Linked DNA regions of Homo sapiens: region 2 is linked to region 1. The links are chromatin contacts, found by Hi-C or POLR2A ChIA-PET in ENCODE. All regions are on one chromosome and are shown on one strand. Each heading gives the region's core, a stretch centred on a gene start or an enhancer-like site at or near the end of the contact. The rest is flanking DNA. Distances are from core to core; before and after follow the strand shown.

The links. Hi-C counts contacts between places; a loop is a spot of excess contacts on that map. ChIA-PET counts read pairs that join two places held with the same protein, here RNA polymerase II (POLR2A). Pooled maps may share reads with other maps.
Region 2: a map of heart left ventricle shows a loop between it and region 1 (2.0-fold over the local background). The contact joins two enhancer-like sites. A Hi-C loop is called at or near these places in 2 of 168 maps with a recorded cell type or tissue (heart left ventricle and heart right ventricle), 2 of 37 single-sample maps with no recorded cell type and 7 of 50 pooled maps. POLR2A ChIA-PET finds 5 or more read pairs at or near these places in 4 of 52 experiments (BJ, OCI-LY7, WTC11 and 1 more).

The regions. Positions count from the first base shown.
Region 1 is chr6:156,846,442-156,852,361 of GRCh38, forward strand. The region is part of intron 2 of ARID1B (AT-rich interaction domain 1B); the gene reads left to right. Among named protein-coding and RNA genes, the nearest start is that of MIR4466, 70 kb to the left of the region's middle. Within about 2 kb of position 2,295, at least 10 of the 41 ENCODE cell types and tissues checked have a DNase peak (open chromatin) inside an H3K27ac peak, as active enhancers do; they include OCI-LY7 and heart right ventricle, where a contact is called at or near this core.
Region 2 is chr6:156,880,199-156,886,118 of GRCh38, forward strand. All of the region lies in intron 2 of ARID1B (AT-rich interaction domain 1B), which reads left to right. Among named protein-coding and RNA genes, the nearest start is that of MIR4466, 100 kb to the left of the region's middle. RefSeq lists enhancers at 1,914-1,963, 1,974-2,043. Within about 2 kb of position 3,458, at least 9 of the 41 ENCODE cell types and tissues checked have a DNase peak (open chromatin) inside an H3K27ac peak, as active enhancers do; they include OCI-LY7 and heart right ventricle, where a contact is called at or near this core.

The DNA.
Region 1 (5,920 bases), core at 1,045-3,544:
GGCTGAGCCACCGCGCCTGGCCAGAGGCCTTCTTGAGGTGTCTGGTGGTCCTTCGCTTTCTGCACATCTGTAACAGCCAGTTCTGAGAACCGATCGGCACGTTGTGTGTGTGGACGGGGCTGCGGTGGTGGGGAGAGGATTGGGCCATCTTGTTGGCAGACCCTAACATGCTGCTATCTCCCCCTCCCCAGTAACTAACTCATCGTTGACTCTCAGAGGAGAAGTCAGGGTGTCTGGAGAGCTGGAGGCTGACTGGGGGACGGGCCTGTTACGTGTTTTAACTGAGTCCCCGTTTTCCATGGACTCGCCTGCTGTGGCCCCTCCAGATGGCAAGTCCTCTTGACTTCCTACAGGACAGGTGGGGATTGGGAAGGGGGATCTCTGAATTGCTCCCTACAGATTGTTTACCCAGCCCCCCGCCACCCTCTGATTCCTGTCTTTGGGGTTCTGCACTTTAATTAGCTTGCTTCTTATCCTGTCACCTAGAACAGATTAAAACTTTAATTATCACTTGTCTTTCTGCTTTTCTCCTTCCAAAATTTTTTTGACCTTTCTTATCTGTTACCATCTCACCTCATGTTTTCTTTGCCCTTGTGGTATTTGTTTTTATTTCTTTACTGTCATTTTAATGGGGTCCCATGGAAGAGTAGAGAGAAACATGAGCATTTAATCTGTCTGTTTACCAGAAACCTCTGCAAAGGCATCTTTAATAAGCAGTTTTTTTTTTTAAACCAACCTGTTTTCTAATAGGTTTTAATACTGTGCTATCTGGTAATGTGCCAGAGTTTTCAGTGTCTCAAGGAATTGGTAGACTAAGAATAAACCTAAGAATAAATGAATTAAACAGCACAACTGGAGCGTCTCTGGCAGGGAACCTGGTCTGAGGAGGCCATGTAAGGGTGGGGTGGCCTTTGTTTAGATTCGCCAGGAAAAGCTTCAGGGAACTCAGGAAGTGCTGCTCAGGGGAAAGGGTCTCCCAGCTGTGTTTAGGACCCAGCGAATGGGAGATCTGAAGTGGGAAGGCCGGCCAGGCTCTCCCACCATCCAGAGGCAAAATGAGGTCTGGGTCTGTAGAGAACATCCCCAGTGAAGGGTAAGAGAGGAGAGTCCAGCTGAGATAGACGATGGGAAGGAAAGAGAGTTTTGGAGGTTTCTTGCAGATGAGAGCAGATATATTTTAATGAGGATGAAGATGATCCTAGTGTTGTAAATGTTAAGGATATCTTGAATGTGTTTACATTTGGTAGTTATTAACACACGTCTGCAGGTAAACATGATTTTTCTGGTTATCCTTTGCCTTTAGGAGAGAAAAAGAGGCAAGTTAAGTAAAGTATTTTAAGGTTATATTTAGTTCGAAAAGAAATTTCTGACTGTAGACCCGGCTCTCTGCAGATGTGGCTTGCTCTCCAGGAGTCACAGAACCCAACTCGACCTCCTCCCTGGAAGCCCACCAGAGAATCCAATAAATAAAACAGTCAGAGCAAGGGTGTTGTAATTGAGACCCCACCTACCTGGCCTTCCCCTTGCCCTGTCACTGGACAGGTGATACTAAGCATTCATATTTAGAATCGTGATGGAGACTTTGCCAGTCTTCAGTCCTCAAGGAAAGATGCAGTGGTGCTCATTTAAGGCAGAAAATATAACTAATGTCTGTGTTTCAGTGTAATTTTTAACAATAAAGAATGAAACGGGAAGAAATTTCCGATTAATACTTATGAACCCAGAAAATGAAGTTAGTCATTGTAGCATAATCCTTAGCTCCTCAGCCTTCAGTTGTACTGTTGCTGTATTTGAGCTTTATTGAAGAGAACAGCTTCACAGTATCTGTATGTGTGGCCCAGTGCCAAGACCAGTGTGAAACTAAAAACAACAACAGCAAACTGTTAGAGTAATTATAACAAAAGTCAAGTCTGTAGCCTTATGTGTCAGGAATAAAGAATAAGAGTTCAGTTTATTTGGCCAGTGTTTGGTGTTCACATTGCTGTTTATGTAACTCTACATATGGTCTTTCAAAGTGATCGTGCACTTCCAAAATGAAGTATCTACCCACTTTTATCAGCTTTCCCAAATGTTATCTTTTAATGTCTTCATCACGATTAGAACACCCATTAGTAATTAGGATAACTCAGGAAAAGGATCTTCCATGTGGACCACCATCCTGGCTGGAGGTTGTTATTCTTCTCTGTGCATTTTTGGTGCCCTGGATTTGGCCTGATCCTCAGGCCCCTTTAAGTTAAAAATACCCGGTGTGTGGTCTGCCAGCTGGCCCAAGGCCAGGCTTTTTATAGCCTTGTCTGGCCTGGGAATGGAGCTTAGCATGAGGGGAGGTGCCGGGGGGCCTTCTCTGGCTTGGTAGACCAGAAGTGTGGGGAGGCCCTGCTGCCTCGCTAAGTCTTAGCTCTGTCATCATAAATAAAAGACGAGTCATCTGATGGCAGTCCCTTTCTTCTCTGATATCTTTTGGTAAAATATTTGTTACAATAACCAAGGAGACAACTTTGAGTAAATTTCCCATTATTTTTGAAGCCTGTTGCCCCTTCTGCCAGGGAGAAACTTCACCGCCTGGGTCCATATACTTTCACTAATTAACTGAGCACCAGGTTCCTGGAGAAACATATTTATTAAATGTCAAAAATTTGGGGACATTTAGTCTTCATTTTTGGTCTTCTGTGTCCAGTGGCATTTTTCCTAAATTATGTCCAGCATTTCCTTGAGATTATGTATGCTATTTTTTATTCTAAATTGTTGCCTCGATTCTTCTGAAGGTACTCACGTGTTACCAGGGTTCTTCCCTCTCCTCCCCTGGGAGTACTTAGAAAACCATTTTTGTCTCCCTTCCTTCATGCCCTCTTCCCTGGAAGAGTTTTATATACTAAATCATAGGGTTAAAGTAATAAATGCCATTGATACCTTGCTTTGTTTTGTTATTAAACATTGGTAAGGAATTTGGTAAAGTGAGGGATAATGTTACAGAATTGTCATTACAAATAATTTTCAGGCTATACCCCACAGTCAGCCAACATGTGGGACCCGCTGCTAAGACTTAAAATATTAAATAGCAGAATGTTAATTAATTCATAGAGAGAAGCATCTGCATTTACGTAGTCTAAAAGAGTCAAAATTTAAACACCTCTTTGTGTAAATCGTTACAGTCTTTGCATGTTTTTCTGTCCCAGAGAGCAGACAATCACATTCATTTTCTCCTTCTTTTCTTGTTCATTACTAGATGGAAGGGGCAAAAGAAGAAAAAGACAAATATTTGGGTGCTTTTCTGTGCTGGGGAGGATAGCTTTTTTGGTTTTCTTTTGTTTTTAAAGCCCTTAAGGACCGTAGTTGGTAAGCCAATTGTCACAGTTTGGGTGGACCCTAAGGAGGGGAAGCCGTGTCATTGGCCCTGACACTGATTATTGAAGGACAATTGTTCACTTTCTCTCTCGGATTAAAAATGCATGAAAGCACCTTTTTGACACCGGGCTTTCTGAAACCCAGTGCTGTCTTTTTTTGTAATACTCCTGTGGATGTTTTTGCACAAAGTGGCACCTGTTAGAGCTGGAAGTGTTCTTGCACGGCTGTCTTTGATCTAGTAGCCCTGGACAACTTTAAGCACATAGTTACTAGATGCAGGCCCGCCCAGCCCCGGGAGAGCATATCTGGCTTGCACGTATTTAAGGTGATGTGCAGAAGAGAACTGGACCAATTGACAGGCTGCACTGTACACAATTACTGTGTTTCCCATTTGAATTATCACTTCATTTCTGAAAATGGAAAAGATGGGACGGAATGATAGGAAGTTTTGAGAATGCTACAATATATGATTAAATTGGAGACTCTTTTTGACTGGACAATATGAATCTGTATTTTTATTATTGCATTTTGGGTGATTTTGGACGCCAGTATTCTTATTTAGGATTGAATTCTCACATGAAATTGTGTAAATATTTTTCTTTTTGAGGACCTATTTCTAAAATTAAGCGGCTTTTTTGAATTTGTATTTTGAATTCCTAATTTTGTAGGCTATGCCACTTTTAAGACATAAGTGCCTAAAAGGATGAAAAGTAATAGAAAGTAGAATGGGGAAGTGGAAACACTGGAATCACCCCTTGCACTGAACGCATAGTAATTTTTAATGATCACAGAGTGGCTCTTCGTTGTAATTAGTGTAATTTCTCAAACAAGCATTTAATGTATAGGCAGTTTAAGCATTTTTTTCTTTCTGAAAATATGTTAGACTAATATTCTTTCAGAATTTCTTCTGGGAAGAAAGAATTGTCTATTTAAATTTTACTAAGGTTACCTTTTGAAGACCACTAACCTGGTTGAAGCAGTTAAACTTGCTATCCGTTCTTTGAAACCACATTGAGTGAGAAAATTAAAAAGGAAAATGGCTTAAATATTTTCCCCTTGACAGGAGAAATGATAAGTATTTACTGTAAAGTGTCCAGATAATGTAAAGGAATATGAAAGTCACAAAAATTCCCCCATCATCTTTCCACTCACAGATAACAAGTGGTTGTATGAAGGGAACGAGGTGCTTCATTAATCTTTGAACCTTGCGTATTTGTCCCGTATTTATTAACAGCATTGGGCAGTGTTTTTGAATGTTCTGTGTGGTTATATTATTTATTACCGTGGGGGAATGAGCCAGGTCTGGCTCTTTGAACACTGCTAATTTACATGAAGAAAATGTCCCCAAGGAGGAGACTTAACTAGGGAAAGACTCAGTTACCTTGGCCTCTCTCTGTGTGTGCCAGAGCCCCCCTGCAAGCACTAGGGGCTGCTTCTAGAAAGGGGACCCAGATCTTAAGACTTCGAGGAGGAAGATACCCTATTTGTTCTCCAAGACCATTCAGTCGTGAAGGGTTCAACTTGTTCCGGGTTATTTATTTAGCATTCTCTATTTTCTGCTTTGCTTTTGACACTCCAATGTTTAATTGTATATTTAGGAAATAACAATGAAGAGTACGTTTTTAAAAAGAAGAATGTTTTCTGGAAGGGATTTCCCCCCACTTTTGGACAGTGAGTTAGACTCCTTCTGAAGCCTCTGGATCTAGGTTATTACAGGGTTTGTCTTCTTGAAGCTGGAACTGTCCAACTGTTGTGCTATTTCAGACCTGGCCTGTCTTTCACTTTCAAGCTCCAGAAATAATTTATAGCTGTAGGGTGTCAGGAGTGGGTTTGAACTGGGCCTGCCCAACGTAACATGGAATTGTGCACAGATTGTTAAAATTACTATTTCTGCATTCAAATGACTAAGTACAGTAAACTTTTTACTGGCACAGTTAATTTATTTGAATATTTATTGGTCGAGTGCTTCACGTAGAAGACTAACATAATGAAAAAGCCCAGCACATACTCAGAGCTGATTTGGCTTTTTAAAAGATTCTAGGCTTGAATATAGCTAGCTAAATGGTCTTTAGCAAATTGACTGGCAGTAAATTGATCCCTGTGGACTGTGGCTTGAATCAGCCTCTCATTCTTTAAAGGTATTATGGAGATATTGTTATCTCAGCGCAAGGCTGGTCTAGAAAAGGGATGCTTTCAGTACAAATACTTGTTACTTACATATTTCCTTCCTAACTGGGTAAAGTTATATTTCTATTCTTTACCTCTCGCAAGAGCATATAGGGACTTCGAATCAGAATATTTTGTTCAATTGTAATAGCCTTCACAAATTTAGTTTGTTTCTGTGTTTAAGTCTCTTTTGACTTAAAAAAAAAAATTTGAGGCCGGGCGCAGTGGCTCACACCTGTAATCCTAGCACACTGGGAGGCCGAGGTGGGAGGATTGCCTGAGGCCAGAAGTTTGAGACCAGCCTGGGCAGCATAACGAAACCTCCCTGTACAGAAAAAATTTTTAAAATTAGCAGGGCGTGGTGATGTGCACCTGTAGTCTCAAGCTTGAGCGGTTGAAGTGGGAGGAC
Region 2 (5,920 bases), core at 2,208-4,707, 35 kb after region 1:
TCAAAGGAAAAGAAGGATGTGATAAGAGAGAGAAGGGAGGAGCTAGAAAATGGAATGCTGGTAGTGAAAGGAGAGAGAAAGAAAAATAGCGAGAATGTTTCATGATTGTGTTAGAGGCAAAAGCTTACTACAAGGCATTTCTAAGATAGTAGATAAGATGATGTAGTGTTTAAAGTGTCAAACTTAAGGCTCTTTATAGAGTAGGAAACAGTTATTTAGATTTATTGTGTAAGTTTTGCATAAGACAAATGCACATCAGCCAGGCACAGTGGCTCACGCCTGTAATCCCAGCACTTTGGGAGGCCGAGGCTGGCAGATTAGCTGAGGTCAAGGAGTTCGAGAACAGCCTGGACAACATGGCGAAACCCCGTCTCTACTAAAAATACAAAGATTAGCTGGGCGTGGTGGCGCATGCCTGTAATCCCAGCTACTTGGGAGGCTGAGGCAAGAGTTTCAGTTGAACCCCGGGAGGCGGAGGTTTCAGTGAGCCAAGATCGTGCAACTGCACTCCAGCCTGGGCCACGGAGCGAGACTCTGTCTCAAAAAAAAAAAAAAAAAAAAAAAAAGAAAAGAAAAGAAAAACACACATTGATGGCTTTTGGTGGATGTTAGTTATTAAGCTTTTAGTATTTTTAAAAATCCTTGTTAGTTTTGTATAGCGAACAGAAATTTTAAATTGAAAACTGCATAGTCATTTTTTCGTGTTTCTTGTGTAATCCATGTTCTCAGACTAGCATAATTTATAAGCACTTTTGTGGCTGTAAAGTAGAGAAAAAGGCTAAAGAGAAGGGTTTAGAATTCTGTACTGGTCTTGTTAGCTTGATAGTAGAGGTTAGAAGGGTATTTAAAATGCACTGACAGTGACAGCGTGTTGCCTGGGGCCTGCAGGAGTTTCGAGAGAGCCCTGCCAGGTGAGTTGGCTCAAGTTAGGTCTTCTCCTTCTCCCTGGGTGGGGCCTGCATGGCTGGGAACAGCCTCTCTGGGAGCCACTCTTGGAACCTGAGAAAGCTGATTTCTGTTAATTACGGCTCACTCAGGCAGTCACAATTTGGTACTAGGAGAGCCAGAAGTTGCTTTTCTGGACCCAAATAGGGTTTAGTATATGGTATTTGAAATTTTAGATGTACCAGATTTGAAATTCTGGCATGTTGTATTTGAAGAAATTGCATAATTTCTACTAGTTTTTGTTTTCAAAGCTTTGGAAAATAGACTCCTGCTTATACTGTTTTAAAAATATATGTATGTATACAATGTATGCACACATCTATGTATATATATAGTGTCACATGTAATACCTTTAGGTTCTCTCTAAATGTCTGCACAAATGGCATATTGTCTTCGGTTTTGCATCATTCCTTCTCAGAGCCTGAGGACTGCACGGGTTCCCATACCTCAATACTGGGCTACTTTCAACACCTGTGGTTGGAATTTTAGTCTTTAGTGATACATACTGGTGGATCTCCAGTGTTCCTGTCCCCATTGTGGGGAAGTAGTTATAGCAATAATTCCAAATGGTAGATATTCCTTAAAAATTGCCTCACGGTTTGGGGCTACAGTATTCGATTTGGGGTGGCGGCAAGTTTAACTTCCTCCCCATGGCTTATTTGGGTTAATAAGGCGAAGATGTGTTCTTGACTAATGTGAGGAGGCATCCTGAAGGCTAGTGTAGCATTGGGGGAAGCCCTAATGCTTAAGTATGCACAGTTGATATTTGAGAACTAGAACTCATTTACTTGGGTAGTAACATACATACTTCTGCTTTAAAATAAAATGTACTAATTTATTTCAGAGTCAAGCAATCATACAGCCAGTATTTTTTTAAGCATCTGCTGTATGCCTAGCATGGCCCTGGGAATTAATAAAATTCTGCCCCATCACTGCTCATCCTGTCCTGAATGATTCCTCTTTCACTTGTGTGTGCCTTTCTTCCCCAGCTGGGTTGCAGCTGTTCAACAGATCTTACTCTCGTTTCTCTTCTCTGCTAGTTGAAAGGGAGTCCTCCCTCTCAGCCTTGGTCCCGGTGGAGCAGCAATTCCCATGTTCTGGGACCCATTTCCGCCCAGCTCCTCGGGCAGAGTTGGCCAGCCTGCCTCTCTGCTGTGCTTCTTTGATGCCACTCAGAATCTCCCTGTTTGCCCATGGGCTCCCTCTCTTCTGCTAGGGGCTGTTTCTGTTCAGAGATTCTGTCTTATTCATATTTGTACCATCTACAGGGCCTGGGATGATTCTGTGGACACCTAATCATTGCACAATAAAGTATCAGTCAACACATGTGAATAATGGAAAATATAGAGGTGTTTGAAATCCATTTGGGAAAACAAAGCGTAGCTACAGATACCAACTATAAGGGTGCCTTGCCTTGCCTTTTTCTTTCATTGCTGTGGTCTCTTTCAATCAGGAGACCAGAAATATAGCACGGTTCCCATCACACACTGGCCACATACTCTTAGACATTTTTCTGTGAAAGGATACTGATTCTATACTTTTTCGTAGGATTGTTATGGAGGTAAATGAGATCGTCTGTGTGAAAATAGTTTAAAACGTTTAAAAGTGCTTTGTATAACGTCTTGCTATTGTCGTGAGTGCTAGTTTTGGGTGAGGGAAGGTGATATCAGTGACAACATTTTATAATGAGGTCTGTTCGGTAGTTATTTTGTAAATCATTTTGTAGTACACAGAGCTGATTAGCTTTATACTGTATTTTTGTGGCTAGGGGCTTTTATGTTGAGGCCTCAGGATAGAGAACAAAGTAAGGTTATGATAAAATCTTACACGGGGAACCCGAAAAGAGGGAGAGTTCGCTGTCTTAATTTCTGCATTTTCTAAGGGTAGAGCCTGAATTAACGCAACTGCCTTAGGTTTCTTCTGGCCTCCCTGGGAGTTATAGTCAAGGAGTGTTTGTGAGGCGCCTTTAGGCTCCCCATACCGACAGCATCTTACTTCGGGGCTCTCTCCCTGCATCAAATCTTCCTCGTCAGCTTGCAGATTCTCAATTATATGTTAACCGTCTTTATTCTTGGTAGCATTATTGTAAATTTGGGGTAGTAGTTATAATTTCTTCTAATTGTTTCTCCCAGAGCTATTGTTTGCCTAATATTCATATAAACCTGGCAAAGAGTTCATTGCTAGGGGGATTCCCAAGTTACTCCAGGGACTTGGTGATCTGAGAGCTCCCACAGTTGGGGTCCTCCACTCTGGACAAATAGATTGCCTTGTCTTCGTGACAATTTACTTTTCTTCTTTGGGGATCTGTGTGGAAAGTTAAAATAAGTCATAGCCCTTCCTCTCCTTGCTTTTCTTTACTTTTCTGAGCTTTACTTCCTTCTCCTCTGGACGTGCTGCCTCTGAACGCCATGTCTTCCATGCTTTCCTCTCCAGCGTGAGCCTGACACACATCAGCCCCAGCACTCGGCCCACGCTCCCCACAGCATGATCTCACTCTCCGATCCTCACCTCGGGACTGTCACCTCGTCTCACTCCAGCCCCATCTCTTCACCTTTCCTTGCTTTGACTCTTGACTTCTTCTGAGAGTTGCCGGCTCCTCTGAGTGGCAGGTGCTGGAGGTGCTGGAGGTAAGCTGTTACCTGTTCTGCTGGTGTTTGCCTTCCTCCTGTGCAGGTGTTTCCTGTTAACCTGCCCTGGCAGTTCAGCCTACTCAGACCAGCAGTAAGTTCTCTTTCTCTGGCAATGGCATTTTGTATCAACAACAGCTGTAGGTCAGGGAAGAGGCATTTCAGGAGCCAGAATCGCGGGACCCTCATTTATTCTGATAAAGTATCACTTGGAACTGTTTTCTTTGAGATTCTCTGGGAAAAAAAATATCGTGCCCTAATGCAGTGTTTTCTAAACTGCTGATTATGACTCATTAATGGGAGCAAGAAAGTAATGTATTAGACTGCAACTAGAAATGTTTTTAATGGAAGGAATTTGATGTAAATAGTAGAAGATACAAATGTAGCACATACAGCAAGTGTCCTCTGTGTTCAAGGTTTTGACATAAAATATGTTTCTTCCTCCGAGTTGGCGTCAAAACATTTGACAGCCATTACTCTAATTAACTTTCAGTATTTTTTAAGCTCCTTTGATTCCCCTCTCCCTTTTTCCTTCTAATGATAATTTAAGAATTTTTTTTTTTTTTGTAGTTCAGATAAAGTAGATTTAGAACATGGTCTATTTTCAGGACAACCTGATGAAAAACTGAAACCATAGCTAAGTGATTTGCCAGTTGCACGGCAGGTCTTCTCTATTTCATGCAGGTCTTTGCCTCCTAAGCAGTGCGCCTTCCCAGTAAAGCTCCAGCAGATAAGGGTAAGGTGGCCACCTGGAGGGCCTTCTGTAGATGGGCGTTCCATCTGGGAGGATTAGGAGGTGTAAGGATGGAGTGCCCAAACTCCAGCAGTTGGTTTTTCCTGGATGCTGTGTGTGGGCTAATCATAGTCCGCTAAGGAGGTGGCTGCCATGTTTCTAGGATTATTAGGCTACCACTAGTTTGGGGAGTGAAGAGCAATGGAAAAAGGTTCTGAGATTCAGGAACCACCGAATGCCCAGATACTAGTGTTGCTAATTCTTTTTTCTGGCAGTAAGAAATAGCTGTAGGTTTTAAATGATTGTGAGTGATTATTGAATGTAGTAGCCCTGGTCAGAAAATATTATCATTTCCCCCCAGTTCCTTATACCTTGTCTTGAGCTCGGGGAAGTCCTTCCGGACTACAGTGTTGCTGCTGGGATAAAGTTTCATTGTTCTTGTAAGAAACATTTTTGAAAGGAAACTAAATATGTCAAATGAATAGTTGGAAATCGTGTTTCCCTATGACATATACAGTGTATCTTTTAAATTTAAAGGATTTATTAAAGTGAAAATCATTGTAGGATACTGTTTGAAACCTGGCTTTACCTTCTAATGGTAATATAGCTAAAATAAAGTAAAATTGGAATATGATCTAATTTCAGAACTAAAATATTTTAGCCCAGTTATCCTTATATGTCACTGGATTTTGGAGGGTTCTGTCTTAAGACAGGTATTTGTACCAGTTAATGTCCAAAACAGTGAAATGCATTCACTGAAGTCTATTGACTTAATTTCAGAGGTGCTTAGAATGGACAATCAGAATACATCCATGTTGAAGTATTGGTTTGAGGTGGGTAAGTATCATTTTATGATTATTTATTGAGTTTCAAAATGTATAGTTTAGAATGCCTAATTTTAATGATTTGTAAATATAAAATGAGGAGGCAATGGAAAGAAGTGAGACATTTATTTTGCTGAAAATTCTACCTTCAGTAAGTCCTCCTCCCTTTCCCCTGCCTGCCCTTGGGTGTCTTTCTGTTACTGATTTTAAAATGTCAACATCCTATATTTTTTTCTGACCAATCTTTTGGGTCTACTTGGTACATGTTCCACCTGATGAAATTTTAAAAGTTGCAGATTGTTCTTCTCAAGGGAAATAACTGAATTATTTTCTTTTTGTATGAACATTTACTTTGAAATATGTTGATATTTCAAGTACTTTGATACTTTATCCAAAGCATCACTTCTTCATATTGCCACAACTTTAAAATGGAGTTCCTGTTTCTTGCCCAGTATCACAAGTTTATCATGTAAGTTAAGATTATGTGCTAAACGACTCACAACGAAGCCTCCCCTTCCCACTTGTGCCTAGAACTTACAGTGTCTGTGTTGGTAGAAATTTTGTATCCTAATATTGTACAGGTTGAGTATCCCTCATCTGAAAATCCAAAATTAGAAATGTGCCAAAATCCTAAACTTTTTTTGAGTACTGATGTGATGCTCAGAGGAGATGCTTATTGGAGCATCCAAGATTTTGGATTTTTGGGTTAGGGATGCTCAACCAGCAATTATGTAATGCAGATATCTCAAAGTTTGAAAAAGCTTGAAATCCAAGACACTTCTGATCCCAAG